Linked DNA regions of Mus musculus: regions 1, 3 and 4 are each linked to region 2. Evidence: chromatin loops called from intact Hi-C (ENCODE). Cell type or tissue: heart. All regions are shown on one strand. Region 1 has its middle 17 kb from the start of 4933423K11Rik. Region 2 overlaps Sfxn5 (sideroflexin 5). Region 3 holds the start of Sfxn5 (sideroflexin 5). Region 4 has its middle 13 kb from the start of Noto.

What was found. Hi-C counts contacts between places; a loop is a spot of excess contacts. Peaks named below come from ENCODE experiments on the same cell type or tissue, not always from the same donor. Only the 100,000 strongest peaks of a DNase experiment are listed, where the experiment ranks them.
Region 1: it touches region 2 in a loop (6-fold over the local background); 12 of 42 quality-filtered maps call a loop at or near these places.
Region 3: it touches region 2 in a loop (2.1-fold over the local background); 9 of 42 quality-filtered maps call a loop at or near these places.
Region 4: a loop joins it to region 2, with 5 times the contacts of the local background. A loop is called at or near these places in 5 of 42 quality-filtered maps.

What each region holds. Positions count from the first base shown.
Region 1 is chr6:85,389,534-85,393,533 of GRCm38, forward strand. No RefSeq gene overlaps it. Among named protein-coding and RNA genes, the nearest start is that of 4933423K11Rik, 17 kb to the left of the region's middle. In heart, a CTCF peak has its summit at 2,499 (motif pointing left); no DNase peak of the experiment used is centred here; H3K27me3 peaks cover 687 bases.
Region 2 is chr6:85,260,588-85,264,587 of GRCm38, forward strand. The region is part of intron 9 of Sfxn5 (sideroflexin 5); the gene reads right to left. Among named protein-coding and RNA genes, the nearest start is that of Sfxn5, 71 kb to the right of the region's middle. In heart, a CTCF peak has its summit at 2,426 (motif pointing right); a DNase peak (open chromatin) is centred at 2,637; H3K27ac peaks cover 567 bases.
Region 3 is chr6:85,331,445-85,335,444 of GRCm38, forward strand. Sfxn5 (sideroflexin 5) reads right to left here and starts at 1,978. Exons shown (of 14, transcript NM_178639.4): 1 at 1,864-1,978. The coding sequence starts at 1,971. Rab11fip5 (RAB11 family interacting protein 5 (class I)) reads right to left here. Exons shown (of 6, transcript NM_001003955.2): 6 at 3,518-4,000. In heart, no CTCF peak of the experiment used is centred here; DNase peaks (open chromatin) are centred at 1,137, 1,667, 2,017 and 3,007; H3K4me3 peaks cover 2,430 bases; H3K27ac peaks cover 1,930 bases; H3K27me3 peaks cover 569 bases.
Region 4 is chr6:85,408,686-85,412,685 of GRCm38, forward strand. No RefSeq gene overlaps it. Among named protein-coding and RNA genes, the nearest start is that of Noto, 13 kb to the right of the region's middle. In heart, CTCF peaks have their summits at 2,229 (motif pointing left) and 2,428; a DNase peak (open chromatin) is centred at 2,296; H3K4me3 peaks cover 849 bases; H3K27me3 peaks cover 2,283 bases.

The sequences.
Region 1 (4,000 bases), 130 kb after region 2:
ACATGGCAGAGAGGCTGGTAAACTATAAGGAGAAAACCTATCACTCACAAAAAAAAACATAGAGGTCAAATTATATAGTGATTTAATAGAGGAGGCACCATTTAGCTATACCTGTATTGATTTATTTGCTAACTATTTTTTCTAGAATTTTCTGTCTTCCTGAAGACTGCTCCTCAGCAGGGTTTTTGCACCTGTTTATTGGGCTAAGCACAGCTTTTGTTTATTCTGACTGTATCCTCAATTCACCTTACTCGTCAAAGCTAATTTCGCTGAATGTTTAATTCTAACATGGTAGCTATTTCCTTCTCATCCATTGAGGATATTATTCTACTATGGTCTGTTTACCCTTGCTGGTAAGAAGCCTGTCAGCTCCATAGTTATTTCTTTGTAGATGGTGTGACTTTGCTTTCTAATTGTCTGGAAAAAAAAATCCTTTTTGTTGTAGAAATTTTCAAAAACCCTAAAGTAGACAGAAGAATATAATGAGTGTTTTCATTTTCAATATTTAGTTTCAAAAGTTGTCAACATTTATCTCTATTCTGCTCCTCTCCCCACAGTCTTTTTTCTCCTGAGGCACGGTTTCAAATAGCCCAGGCTAGCCTTAAACCCCATATATAATTGAGGATGACCCTGTATTTCTTTCTTCTTCTTCTTCTTCTTCTTCTTCTTCTTCTTCTTCTTCTTCTTCTTCTTCTTCTTCTTCTTCTTCTTCTTCTTCTTCTTCTTCTTCTCCTTCTCTTCCTCCTCCTCCTCCTCCTCCTCCTCCTCCTCCTCCTCCTCTTCTTCTTCTTCTTCTTCTTCTTCTTCTTCTTCTTCTTCTTCTTCTTCTTCTTCTTCTTCTTCTCCTTCTCCTCCTCCTCCTCCTCCTCCTCCTCCTTTGTTTATTTTTGTTTGTTTGTTTTGTTTTGTTTTTTGAGCCAGGGCTTCTCTGTGTAGCCCTGGCTGTCCTAGAACTCACAGAGGCCCAAAGCACTGGGACCAAAGTGTGCACCATCACTGCCCAGCTTGACCCTGTATTACTAATCCTTGTATCTTTATTTCCCAAGTGTTGGGACTGCAGACAAGTACTGCCATGCCTAGTTTACAAGTTTCTGGAACTCAAACCTAGTTCTTTGTCATGCTAGGCAAGCTCTCTATCAACTGAGTGACATCCCTAGGTCCCAATGACATAAACTATTACTCACAAACACAAAACTATGTCATGTACATGGTGGCATGCCCTGTAACCACCACTCTTTGGATACTGAGTTAGGAGGATTGCTGAGAGCACAAGATGTGAGTTCAGGATGGCCAGAGATGCAAATGTATCAAGGCCTTGAAACAAACTAGACAGGGATGTGCCTGTGTGGGAGCCAGTTGTCCTCCCTGAACGGAGGGAAGTGAAAACCAAGGGTCCCTACTGCCTTTTAGGTTGGAGAAAAGAGTCTTGTTCCAGATGGAGGAAAAGATTAAACACACACACACACACACACACACACACACACACACACACATTTGTTGTTTTGCTTGCTTGGTTGGTTGGTTGGTTTTTGTTTTTGTTTTTTTTTCCAAGACAGGGTTTTTCTGTGTAGCCCTGGCTATCCTGGAACTCACTTTGTAGACCAAGCTGGCCTTAAACTCAGAGATTCTCCTCTCCTCTGCCTGCCTGGATTGAAGGAGTACACCACCACCTCCCACCTTACACTGGCTTTTTTTTTTTAAGACAAGGTTACACAATCTAGACCCAATTGACCTTGATTTTTGTTTGTTTGTTTTTGAGATAGGACCTCATTGTGTAAGCTATTGTCCTGGAATTCACTATGTAGACCAGGCTGGCCCTGTGCACTACCACACTCAGTTTCACCTTGAATCTGAGACCCTCCTGCCCTAGCCCGCCACATGTTGAGATTGTGCATGTGTGACACTGATATGTAGCTTTCGAAAGTTTATAATTTCTTTTCTTGAGACAAAATTTCATGTAACCCAGGCTGGGTAATAATGACCTTAAACTCCTGATCGTCCTGCTTCCTCCTCCAAGTTCTGGGAGTATGGACGATGGATGGAGTGAGCATCTCCAAGGCCAGCTGCTGCTGCTGCTGCTGCTCCTTTTTTTTTTTTTTTTTTTTTTTTTTTGGTTTTTCGAGACAGGGTTTCTCTGTGTAGCCCTGGCTGTCCTGGAACGCACTCTGTAGACCAGGCTGGCCTCGAACTCAGAAATCTGCCTGCCTCTGCCTCCCAGAGTGCTGGGATTAAAGGCGTGCGCCACCACCGCCGGGCTCCTCCTCCTCCTCCTCCTCCTCCTCCTCCTCCTCCTCCTCCTCCTCCTCCTCCTCCTCCTCCTCCTTATTGGTTTTTCGAGACAGGGTTTCTCTGTTATTGTGTGGTTATATCGAACTTTGAACTCTACTTCCAAGGCACCAGGTTCGGCTCAGCATTTTCGGTCCTCTAGGTCTCCAGACCTTTTGCCCAAGTTCTCTCTGCATTTAGCTGAGTGCGCCCTCTGCTGCTCACATGCAGAACTCAAAACTATAAAGTCTATGGACATTAGCACAGGCAGTTCCCCGCTTTTTCAGGGTTTGGGACCCCACCTCACCCCCACTCTGTCTCTCCAGGAGAATAAAACTCTTTGCCTTGGCCTGCAAGCCGTTGCTAAGTTGAGTCTGTACACTCTGATAACCATCCCTCTTCCTCGGCCCCTGGTCGTCTCCTCTGCCCCAAATTCTCCATGCAGCGCAGAGTTGCCCTCTTCCCTTGCTGTCCTCCCCACTTCTGGCTCACAAGAGTCAGAGTGAGAGTGGGCTTTCAGGACTTAGATGGAGATGGCCCTTCAGGAATGAATAAAGGGATTGCCAGTCACCAAGCCAGATTTCTGGAACCCACATGAAACCAGAGAGAACCAACTCTAGAAAGTTGTACATACACACAGAGAAGGGTGGGGGAGAGGAAGAGAAAATAAATACAATACAACTTTTACAAAAAGAAAAAGACAAGGCTCTTCTAATGAGACCACAGCACATGCCAACCAAGAGGCATCCCTCCTTCTCGGTGTCAGGAGAGACCCTGAGAAGCCACACTTCTGGAACTAGGAACCGGGGTCCACATTTCCCTGTAGCATCTTTTAAAAAAAATACTTATTAATTATATGTAAGTACACTGTAGCTGTTTTTAGACACACCAGAAAAGGTCATCCAATCTCATTACAGATGATTGTGAGCCACCATGTGGTTGCTGGGATTTGAACTCAGGGCCTTCAGAAAAGCAGTCAGTGCTCTTAACCGCTGAGCTATCTCTTCAACTCCCTCCTGTAGCATCTTTGTTTGTTTGTTTGTTTGTTTGTTTGTTTTAAGACAGGGTCCCTGTTGTGTTAGTCTCCAACCATAAAACTGTTTTGTTGCTACTTCATAACTGTAATTTTGCTACTATTATGAATCATAAAGTAGATATCTGATATATAACCTCTGTGAAAGGTTCGTTCAACCCTCCGCCAAGGGGTCAAGACCCACAGGTTAAGAACCACTGCTCTATGTAGACCAAGCTGGCATCGAACTCACAGAGATCTGCCTTCCTAAGCACGGGGGTGGGGTGGGGTGGGGCTGCCCTTGCCTTACAGAGAAAACAGTTACATCTTGCCTAAGCATGGCTATGCATTCTGAGAAATGTGATTTGGGTGAAGTTTTGGATTATGTGAACATCTCAGAGTACACCGACACAAACTAAGAATGCCGCAAAAACACTGGGCTAAGCTATAGATTTTCAAAATTATTGCCACAGGGTCTTGCTGTGGGACTCACTATGGAGCCTAAATGACCTTGAGTTTCAAAGGATCTTTCTACTTCAGCCTCCGAGGTGCTGGAGTTACAGGCTTGCGTTGCCATGATCCATAGGATATATAATCTTATAAGGCTACCTACCATTGCACAGAAGTCTTAGAAACAGCCTAGCCTCCTGTTTCATCCGTTGTCAGCAAGGAGTTTAATGTCAAGATTCTGCCACACAGGGTAGATGAGATGGCTGGCAGGAA
Region 2 (4,000 bases):
CTTGGTTCTGCAAGGCCTTCAGAGAGATCCCAGGTGGGCTAATGCCAAAGCCATCTCTCATCTTATCTGCTATGTCCTTCCTCAAACTGGACACACAACTTGGAGACAGCTCTGTTGGGACAGGCCTTAGCACAGCACCTCTACAGCTTCCACCCCACCCCAGGGAAGGTTGTCTAATTCAGTCTCACCTTTGCCCAGGCGTCGGCCCCTGCTACCAGCTGGAAGGCTCCTTCCTATCTTTGTAATTTTGACTCCAGTCTGGTCTACATAGTGAATTCTAGGCCAGCTAGGGCTACTTGGTGAGATCATGTCTAAAAACATAAATGAATAAATAAAAATGAAATTAAATTAAACATCTTTAATGCGAGTCTTTTTTTTAAAGGTGGATTGGAGCCCTAGCAGGCTTCTTTGGCCAGGGCTGTGGCTCAGTTGGTAGAGAACTTTCCTAACCTGCTTGAAAATCCTGGTTCAGACCCCAGCACTGACTAAACCAGGTGTGGTAGCACATCTGTAATCTAGCCCTTAGGAGGTAGAGACTGGAGGATCAGGAGTTCAAAGTCCTCTTCAGCTGCTTTGAGGCCATCTTGGGCTATATGTAAGCATGTCTTGAAACAACAAAAACAATAAAGCATAAAAAACCAAAAGATCCTGAAGAGATTTCTTTCTGGACAGGAGTTTCTCAAGGCCCACAGGGAAGCCACCCAAGCCTCAGCGACCTGTCCTGTTTCCAGGCATCTTGACTGTAGCTCTTCTGTCTCTACTTGTGCTCACCCCGTGACCTCATTCCCCACTGACTTGTAGGCTCCTCCCATGATCCAGTTTCACCCACCCCGACCCCAAGGCCTCTGAGCACTGTTACTGTCAGGCCTCACTTTCAACCTAAATATCAGACCACTTCTCTGCCTCAAGGTGCTCCCCTAACAGTTTCTGGAAGAACCTGGAACTGGAACTTTATGTGGTGTGTGTGTGTGTGTGTGTGTGTGTGTGTGTGTGTGTGTGTGTGTGTGTGTTTGCCATGTGCGCCTGTGTGCTCATATATCAGTGGATGTGTTCCCATGTGTTCATGTGCACTCCTGTGTGTGTGTGTGTATGTGTGTGTGTGTGTGTGCCATGTGCTCTTGTGTGCTCACACATCTGTGTGTGTTTCCATGTGTGTGTGCTGCACGTGAGTGTATCTGTGTATAGACCAGAGGACTACCTCAGACTTTGTTCTTCAAACAAAGTCTTCAAGGCCCACAGGGACTTGCTTTGTTTTTGTGTTATTTGTTTGAGATAAGCTCTCTCACTGGCCTAGAGTTCACCAAGTACGTTGGGTTGGTTGGACAGTGAGCTCCAGGAATCTGTCTGTCTTCTCTAGTATTCTCTAGGAGCCACCATGTGTGGATTTTAAATTTCAATCTAACTTTTACTTATGTGTGTGTGTGCATGCGCACACATGCATGTGCACTTATGTATGAGTGCCTGTGGAAGCCAGAAGCGGGCCTTGGAGCTAGAGTCACAGAAAGTTGTGAACTGCCCCAATGTGGGAATCAAACTCTTGTGTCTAGAGGAGCAGCATGTGTTTTTAACCAATGAGCCATTTTGCAGGCCCCACACACAGCTTTGGATGTGGACTATAAAATCAAGCACAAGCTTGCAAGAAAGCAAAGCAAGCAAGCACTTTCACGAGCTGAGCTAGCCCCCAGCCCAAGGCCAGAGCTTCCTTCCATGTATCTGTCGGTCTCCAATGACATATGTGTTTGCCCTTTTACACATCTCTGAATGAAAATAATATATGCATCTGATAACTGAAGAAAAAAAAAGAAAAAGAAAAGAAAAGAAACCCATCTCTCCCAGCCAACACTGAGTAGTAGTACCAGGGCCCAGGGCTTGCCTCTCTCACCCACCCACTGAATTCTCAGTATGTGGTAAAATGAGTCTGGACTTTGTGGTGCTTCTAAAATAAATCAAAGTGAATGCTGTCTGAGGCATGAAGGCAAACAAAAGCCTTGCAAAGCACTGCATCTACCTTTGCAAACACTGCACTTGCCCAGGTCTGTGGGCTACCTGAACTGCTCATTATAGTCAACTAGGGGAGGAGGCCCCAGAGGTCACCAAAGCATCAAAGCACACCTGACTGAACCAGGGGGGGTGAGCAGGAGGTAGCTGGGTAAGAAGGGGCGGGGGAGAAGGGAAGAGGGCTCTGCAGAGACACAACCATGTAACACTGGGTTGTTTGCAAGGTTCTGTGAACTCTGCAGCACCTGCCAGTGGAGTCTAAGTGGCCCTAAAGAACAATGGATACTGGCAGGAGAGATGGCTTGAGACCAGACCTTAGACTTCTCTTGGGTGACTGGACAATAATGTGCCCAAATGATCCTGCATTTGTGTGGGTCCCAGAAGGCAAAGGGTGGGTCAGGAAGTCACTGAAGTACCACAAATACCCACCAGAGGGCACAGCTTTGTAAACTAAACCTGGCTACCAAGTGAAGGTTAAATGTCTTCTGGCCTCAGCCAGCCTGTTGCTTGGCAATGAGCTCAGGGGCAAAAGAGCAAAGGTGAATGGGCTAGTTAGTCAACAGGTGTCACTCCTGTCACCTCCAGCTGAGACTGAGGGGCTTATCTGCTAGGCCAGGGGTCAGGCCTAATGCCTGTTTGATAGGGACCACTGTGCTGGCTGCCAGGAACATTAGGCCCTCTTCCTCCCAAGAATGGATTCAGGGCTGCTGCCCAGGTCTGACTGGCCACTGCAGCACCATCTGCAGGCTTCTGGTACACTTCAGATTCAGCTACTGGGTCTCTGCCATGGCTCCTCCAACCCAGAAGTCATTTGATAGGAAAGCAGCCTGGCGACCGACCGCCTGGACCAGGATTCGTGGGTGCCACTGTGCCCCAGCTATCCTGGGAACCCTGAGGAGAACAGAGGGCCTGGCTATGCCCTTGCTGCACAGCCAGCCAGCCAGATCTTGTCTTACAGGAGGCAGGGTATGCTCCGGATCACGATACTGACTTAATGGTAGCCAGAAGACAGAGGTCCAGAAACCAAGTATGAAGGTCGATGGTAGATCTAAGAGCTACCACTAATATCCACTGTTCTCGGGGTGCTTGTGGGGGGACCTGCCTACCAAGGGAACAGTAACATTTTCTCCCACCTAGAAGCTAAAGCGCTGCTTAGTTTTTCCCATCTCAGCAAACCTGTGAATAAGCCTGGGCTGCAGTACACAGGCTCGGGGCTCTTGGCTCCAGTCTGTGCTCAGTTTCCCCAACTGTAAAATGGAACTGAACCAGCATAGTGCCAGTGCTTTGTAAGAACTGGCCATTGTTACTACCTGAGTGGCTGATTACTAATCTGACCATCAGAGGCATGTAGAGTTGCCAGCAAGCAATGAGAACCAGAAGGTTTCCCAGGCCTCTCCCTGCAGACAAACACTGCAGCCAACACAGAAAGGACCTCTCGGGGAAAGGAGGTCTGCATTGTTCTTGAAGGAAAAGCCACTGCAGCTAAGGCTTAGCTGAAGAGGAAAGACTCAATCAGGGACAGGACATGGAAGTAGCTCTATCATCAGGCTCCACCAACCTACCCCTGACAGGTCACACAAGATATCAGCCCTGAGCCCTCCTCCCCAAGCCCAGGTCCATCACCACCCAGGAACAAGTGGTCAGTGGATTGCCTCTGTCTTCTCTGATTTCTGCCTAAGACCCTGCAGTGGCCAGTCTGGGATTCCTGGTGTGGTATTCCTGGCCCCTGATGACTGCTGCTATCCACTACCATTTGTTACAATCAGCATTACTCTCTACATGGCAGACACACTTCTGAGTGTCTAGTATCTATTCCCATCTTTCTGCATGCCGCTGTATCTGCTGTGCCCTCTCTCTGGGACATCCAGCCCTGCCTTCTGTTGGCTTTCTCCATCTGTCCAATGTGTCAGCCCTGTGACTGACTGTGACACCTCAGGGGCAGCACCACCATGGCTCTGACTGCCTCAAGGCTCGCCACTCACTCTCCTGGCATCCTAAAAGC
Region 3 (4,000 bases), 71 kb after region 2:
TTAAGACTCTAGTTCTTGGGTGGCAGGCTGAGCTGTTTGCAGAGGGAGGAGCAGGTGTGGAAGAAACAGACGTTCTCAGCACCGGTGACTCAGACCTGCTCAGCACCCTTTCTTATCAGACCACTAGGATGCCAACATTGGAGGCCTCTGCAGAGGCCACTGCATACTCCACAGATGTGAACAGCTGCAGAAACTAATCCTCCCCAAACACACTCCACAAGAGTGAAGAGCCCAGGGCAGGAAGCCAATACAAGGTACTCAGTAAATGTTGGGTAGATGGATGACCCATGAGCCATCCAGATTCCAGATACCAGACACCAGACATTGGGGGAAAAGCCCTTACTCAGTTCGTGTTATTAAAAACCCAATTGCCTGGGGTAAGATCAACAACCACTTTTTATCCGGAAAAGGACCTAGGGAATACTTTGGAAGAGTAATCTGCATCTGCGAGGCTCCCACTGGGGGGTTCAGAGCGGAGTTTGGCGTTCTTGATAGGACAACTGGGGTGGGGGTTCCAAAGACAGCAAGTGTTTCCCAGTCGGGAGTGCAGGCTTACTTAAGGATGCGTAGAATGGGGGTGGGGACAAATGGAGGATCACTCAAGGTTAGGCACAAACACCCCTGACAGCGTCTCAATATTTGGTGGCATTTTACACTAGCTGGGACATTAAGTCTCTCCAGATTCCTCCATGCAGAGACATGTCTATTTTTGAAAGAAAACAAGTCCTATTTTAAAAAACTCTAGGGACGTATTCTCAGAAAGCTTAGTTCGACGAAGTTGGGGGGGGGGCTGAATTCGGAACCATTCTCACTTCTAAACCCAGCCACATCCCACCTTTGTAGCATTTTCTTTCTTCCTTCAAAGTTTTCTCTAGCACATCTGCTGTCCCCACTCCTGGCAAGCCCAGGGTCACTTCAGCTCTGGAAGCAGTCTGAGGGTCTGCGGCGTAATAACTAAGCTCCCATGCTCCTGGCTCACAGACCTGGACCTCCGGTTCCATGGCCGAGTTAGTGATACCCGGGTTTCTTGGGTTGGCGTGTCCCCAAGTAAGGTTAATCATAGTCACGGTGCACCCTGAAGAGCCCAAGCGGGTGTGGATGGGGGCCAGCGCTGCGCAGCGGCCGGGAGCAGCGCAAGTAGGACTGGGGCGCACTTGGGACCCTTGGGAGGAGAGCTCAGCTTCGGAGAATGACACAGCGTTTCCCCGCACCGGGCTCTCTCCGCGTTGTCCCAGCCGCATCCCCGCAGAACGCACTAGCTGTCCGGCTGGTCTCATCACTGAAGCCCCAGGCCCCCGGACAGAGATCAGGTCGCTGTACCGGTGCACGCGGTCCCATCCTAGGGCACACGCAGCACCTTGCTGGAGGTTGAGGAACCGGAGCATGACCATGGGGCGTGCCCAGGGAGTTTTGCCCGGAGACTGTCCCGCAGCTCACAAGAAAGGTCAGTCCCACTCGGGGAGAAGTTGAGGAGCATACCGGCCACACCACCGGCCCATGCATCACAAGACGGGAACTTTGCGCCTAGGGCGCATTTGCCAGAGCGACCCCTTCAGAGCCGCTCGGACCCTGGACCGCGACCCGCGTGGCCAATCATCGAGCGACTAGGACGGGGGCTGTGCCAGGGCGCGGGCATCCGCGGAATGACTGTGCCACCCGCCAATAGGAAACCAGAGAGGGAGACCTCGCCCATCCTGTTGCCCAATAGGAAAGGAGCGGCTACAGCCAAGGTCCCCGCACTAGCTGTAGGCTCTGGTGGCCGCGGGTTGGAGACCCTCGAGCTGAAGTGACTTTGCAAGAGATTTGGCTCCGTGCCCTTCCCTGTGTCTCCCTTCCACCCGCTCGTCGCATCCCGAACCTCACCTGCTGGAAGCGGGGCTTGCCCAGCTGGAAAGGGGGCGCATCTGTGGAGGCGTTCGGGGCACTGGCCGCCGCGGACGCCGCTGAGGCTGTGGTTGCTGTATCCGCCATGGCCACTGACGCCCGCAATCTCCAGCCCTTTTAAAATGTCCCTCCTCGGCCCCCGCCACAGTTGCCTCTCCCGATTGGCCGTGAGCAACCGCAGCGAACCGGGCGCGCAGGGGCTTCTGGGGAGTGTAGTTTTCCCCTGCTCTGAGCCTGACAACCTCAGACTGCAGAGAGTTGCACCCACGCAGACCTGGTCTTAGTTCCTACCGCTAAAGCAGCAGGCGTTTGCAGTCCTGAGAATGTATGCAAATGCATGTGCGGATATACGTGTAGGCCTGAGTCTTAGGACAAGGAACCCCTACAAACGCGGACACGACCCGGGATCAGACAAGCAAGGACTCCAGGCAGAGTGGGGTTAATTCGGATGGCCTTCAGCAAGGAGTCGCACTGCGGGATTTTCCTACCGTTTCTTCTATCAAAATCCTGGCTCCAGCCATTCTGCCACTCTCTGAAACAAGCCATGCTCACGCTGCTGTGACCCTTTAACATTCTGCTCATTTTTATCATGGCCTGAGGCGATTCTTTTTATAGGTTCCGCATACGCGTTCATCCGTTCCATCAGCCTACTTCCACAAAAATCCGCTTCCGGATTTTGTACCACGCAGCACTCTCTTGCCTCCTTGCATGTAACTCAGGCTAGCCTGGAACTATGTAGCACAGGCTGGCCTCAAACTTGTGATCCTTCTTCCTCTGCCTCCCAAGTCCCAGGATTACAGGTGCCAGCCAGCAGACAAACCATGAGCTTAAATATCTTTCCTACTGTATGGTGGGGGAGGGGGATGGATAAATCTTCAGTGCAGATATAGGAAGGTTGACACTAGGTACTCAAATGCTTTGGGTGACTTAAATATCCAGAGCTTAAGCATCCTGAGACCCTACTTCTTTTGATCTAAGGAGGTTTGGTCCAAGCCTAATTACTGAGGACCAGCAACAGGGGTGCACCAGGAGCTGTAGAGAATACCAAGGTAATAAACACCTCACCCCCACCCCCTGCAGAATGGCACCAAATGGCAACTGCAGCCCCAGCTAAGTGGTGTGGTTATAAGCCACACTGGGCATGGAGAATGGGGAGTTGATGGTTTCACCCAGGACATAACTCCTTGACTCTAGGGGAGCCTCTGTCTCATGGTGGGATTCAGAGCTAACTTGGGGTTGCCCTCTTGTCCTTCTGGACACAGCATGAGCCATTGGTGGCCCAAGGGCTCATTCACTCACTGATAGCTGACCCACATGGAATAGAACTCACAAATGACCCAAAGAACAGTTCTTATTTTTGGTTTGTATCCTACCTTTCCTTACTGAACTCAGTGGCTTCAGGACAGAAATCACAAAACTTGCCCTCTTTATCCACTCCCCCCACCCCGCCAGGCCCAACACTCAGTAAATATGCCTGTGATCAGTGCCCGTGAGCACAGGCATCCTAGGCACACGGGCCATGAGGCAGTGTTGCCTGTGATTTCAGAGCGGTAGCTCTGTCACCTGAGAACCACACTGCCCTCTCCCACAGGCGGTCTCCTTTGTCCGCTCATTTCAAAACAAACACACAAGCTGGCTGCGGTACGTGATCTTTTTATTCTTCATAAAGTGCTCAAAACATGAAGAACAAGCTCTTTATAGACAGGAGTTTCAACTAGGAGGACAAAGGGCAGAGCAGAGCTGTGCCTGCTTGCTGCCTGTCTGGCTGCACTCTGCAGTATGTGGTAAGGATCAGACAATGAACAAAACCCTGGCCTCAGTTCAGGACCTCTCTGCAGGACACCCCTGCCCTGGCCATGTAGAGAAGCCAAACAGCAAGGATGGATGAAAGATGAGAGAAGGGCTGGGACTAATTAAAGCCCAGAGGAAGACCTAGAAGAGGGACTCAGTTCCTCAAAAGACACCTCCAACACCCAAGGACTGACCCTACCCCCAAACTCTGGGAACTGGTGGCTATTTTCTCATCTCTGAGTTGACCTATAGTTGGTAACTGCACAGTGGTGGACCCCATTGTGGTTCATCTGCTCTATGCTGGCAGAAGACTGACGTCATCCAC
Region 4 (4,000 bases), 150 kb after region 2:
ACAGTATGCCCCTCTCTCTTCCTGCCATGACCTCTCTCATTAACTACTTGTAGAGCTACCTGTGTCTGTCTGGCTTGGAGCCTCTGAACCCCCTGCCTTCCAGAGTGAGGGTTTGTAGTCTACCTTCTAGCAGGCCAGCCAGGTCATTGAAGGTGTGTTGAAGTCTTGGTGGTGGTTTGGGCATCTCTCCAGCTCCATAATGAGCTCTCAGGGTGTGGAACCCACTGGCACCCATGAGTACCTGTACCCTGTACCCATCGATGGACAATGTGGTCGGGCATGTCCTCCTCAGCCTGGGAGGAGCCGCCATCATCAGCAAATCAAGTCCGAGGGTGTCTCCACCCTTCTGTCACCTCCCTGCTGACAACCTTGCTGTCCTTTCCAGGGACAGAGAGCCTCAACTGAAAAGGATGAGGGCCCCCACTAGCCTGCGGCCCTAGGGAGCCAGCAAAGCGGCCCAGCGCACTAATCCTCTGGCTGCAGCTGGCCGGGCTTGGCGGGGATTAGGCCGGGAAGGGCGCTGACCAGCCTGAGGCATCCGCGTCCTCCCGCGACTCAAATGCGGCATTTGAGATGCGGCGCGCGCCCGCCTGTTTGCTCGCGGAGCTGGCCTGGGGCGGGAAGCCGACTCGCAAGAGTATCAGAGATTAGGGGGCCCGCTTCAATCCCCTGGCCGCGATTCCGCCCGCGGGTGCGGGCCGCTGTAACCACTGGTCCCTGGGAGGGGGACACCCAAGGGAGACGCCGAGGGGCTCCTGCTGAGGACTAGAGAGGCTTCCCTCTTTCCAATGCCACGAAATTTGCAACTTGTCTATCCTCTGAAGTTCGAGCAGGTGGAAGGCCAACTCCCAGGGTAAAAAACGGGGTTGATTCAATTACCAACATAGGGGAATGGGAGGGACACCGGGAGTGGGGAAAGGAAGGCGGGGAGGAAGATGAGGGAAGGAGATTGGCACTGCTGCAAGACATGGTGGCACATGTTTGCAATTCAGCAGTGGGGAGATGAAGGCTGAAGGCTCAGAGTCAAGTTCAACTTACATCAGACAATTCAAGGCCAGCCTGAGCTACATGCTGTCCAGTTTCAAAAGGCTGGAGGAGGAGGAGGAGGAAGAAGAAGAAGATAGGGAGAGGAGGAGAGGAGAAACAAGGAGAAGAGGAAGAGAGGATAGTCTGGGAGAGGAAAGGGGAGCAATAAGGACCCCCCTTCTTCTAATCTCACCTCCAGCCCCTAATTTGCTGCCTCCAGGCCCAGTGCCTCTTTCCCCTTCTCACACCCCTTCTCCAGGCTGCCAGGGTAGATCCCGGCACAGGAAACCATGGTATCCAAAACACTGGCTGGTCCCCAGTCCAGCTCTGAGTTCTTGGTGTCCTGAAGCCTTCAGCTTCCTTTGGTCCTGGTCAGAGGTGTGTTTCTTAGTCTTAAGTCAAATTTCTGACAGGTGGAAAAGACAGTCACACACTCCTGGGTGCTTTGAGACTCACACAGAAGCCATGTCCCCACTAGATCCCAGCCCCTGCTCTCTGCCCTCCTTCTCTCCCTCCCTGCACCTTCCAGGTGTGGGCTGATTCCTTCCCTGTCCTGGTGCTGTTGGCTCCCAACCTATTCCTGCAGGCAGCCCTCCAGGTTGTCTTCTCCTCAGTGATCAAAGGAACAAACAGTGTCTGTCTCCATCTCAGCTGTCCAGCAACGAGGTGTCCTTAGCTTTCTCCCTTTCCCTTCAGGCCATATGTTAGGTTTTCTCAGGAGTCACACAGGGACTCCACCTTGCCTCACTCTGACCCCCACCTTTGGGAAACACAGATCGTGGCAATCAGTCCTCTCTCCGTGGAGTTCTAAAGTCTTTTTTCTTGCTATTCGGAAGTGCAAACTGATCAAATAAATCTGTGCCTAGCTCTGTACTCTCTGAACTCTTCATGCTGGTCTAAATTCCTTACAGAGTTGCTGCGGTTGGGTTCCCAGCTCCCTTATTCTCTGCTGCTCTCTGGGCACAGGGGCCTGCCGCATCTCCTACCCCATGAGAGCTTCATCTCCCGTAGCTTTGACCTGTAGGCCAAAATGGTCCCAACTCCTAGACTTCTGTGTGAGGGCCTGTCCCTCCAGTCTCATTCCCTTCCTGTCTAGTTACTGTGACTGCAAGATCCCGCCGCTTTGGAAATTAGGCGCCCCCATCAAGCGGTCTGCGGGCGCCCTCTGCCGCCCGCTGTGAGAGAGGACATTCTGCATAGGCCTAGCCCTGCACCCTTATTGGGTGTTTTCTTGAGTTCTGGCTGGAACAAAACCTGGGAGCGCAGATATTTCCAAAACAAAATAGTATGTCCGTCTAAAGGGCTCAGTACCACCTGGTGGTATTGTAGAGAAGAAGAGAAGGTGTGTGTGCGGGGAGAGGGGAAGACCCTCTGTGTGTGTATTGGGGGCGGGGATGAATCCAAGGAAGTGGTTATCAGACAACAAAAAGCTGGAGTTACAGACAGTTGAACCACCCAATGTGTGTAACTGAATAACTATTGTATGCAGACAGGTGGCGCTCTGAAGCAAGACTGTATACAATCAGGAATGGTCTGAAAGTTCACCTGAAACAATCAGACTAATCTTTGATTAACTGTTACTAGGAAATAATTACGGAGTAACTCTGGCCAAAGACAAGCCATGGGGTCCTTCTTGGTACATGTGTGCAGCTTGGGTTCTGCTGCAGGTCAAGTTTTCAGGTGTTTTTTTCTTTTTTTTTTTTTTTTGGGTTTTTTGGTTTTTCGAGACAGGGTTTCTCTGTATAGCCCTGGCTGTCCTGGAGCTCACTTTGTAGACCAGGCTGGCCTCGAACTCAGAAATCCACCTGCCTCTGCCTCCCATCCCGAGTGCTGGCATTAAAGGTGTGCGCCATCACGCCCGGCTGTTTTTTTCTTTTAAGATGGAGGCCGGTTCCAAGATGGAGTAGGAATGGCCTCTCAAAACCACCACACACAAGTAGACTTTTTTTTTTCCAGGAAAAATAATCCAACTGGGGCTGGAGAGATGGATCAGTGGTAATGAGCGCTCGCTACTCTTTCAGAAGTCCTAAGTTCAGTTCCCAGTACTTACAAGATTGCTTATAACCATCTGTAACTCCAATTCCAGGAAATCAGATACCTTCCTCTGGCCTCGGTAGGCCCAAGGCATACATACATGTGCCCAGCATGCATTTAAGCAAAATATTCATACACATAGAAAATGATCTTAACTGGATGTGTCTGTCTCTTTCTTCCTCTCTCTACTTAGCTCCTTAGCTCCTCCACATAGCCACTGGACCCAAAGAATAAATATTGCAAGTTGAAGGAAAACGCCAGATCATAAGACCCGGACCCAGAAGTGACACTGCGCCACTGATTCCGCTCTCTAGTGATGAAAGCAAGTCACTGGAGTTCGCTCGCCCAGCACCCACGTGAAAAGGCCTGGCACCTCCATCTGCCTCGGCGGAACTCCTGGGGCTGGGGGATAAAATGCAGCTCAGTGAGAGAACCCACCTCGAAACACCAGGTGGAACAACGCAGAGTATGGGGCTGAAGTCATGTAATCCCGGCATCTGGAAGGCAGAGGCAGGCAGATTTCTGTGAGGTCAAGAATAGCCTTTTCCGGCGGGCGTGGTGGCCCACGCCTTTAATCCCAGCACTTGGGAGGCAGAGGCAGGCGGATTTCTGAGTTCGAGGCCAGCCTGGTCTACAGAGTGAGGTCCAGGACAGCCAGAGCTATACAGAGAAATCCTGTCTCAAAAAAACAAAAACAAAACAAAACAAAACAAAAAAAGAATAGCCTTTTCTATGCAACAAGTTCTAGGCCAGCTAGGGCTACATAGAGATATCAAGTCTCAAAAAGCAAAACAAAACGAACCTTTGGCTTCCGTAGGCACATGCACACATATGTACGCGCATACACACTAAGTATGTAAATAAATGAACGTAAGGGCCCAAGCTAGACTGCTGAATGGGTAAGGGACACAGCCACATTGGTTCATGGTTCCAATTAAGG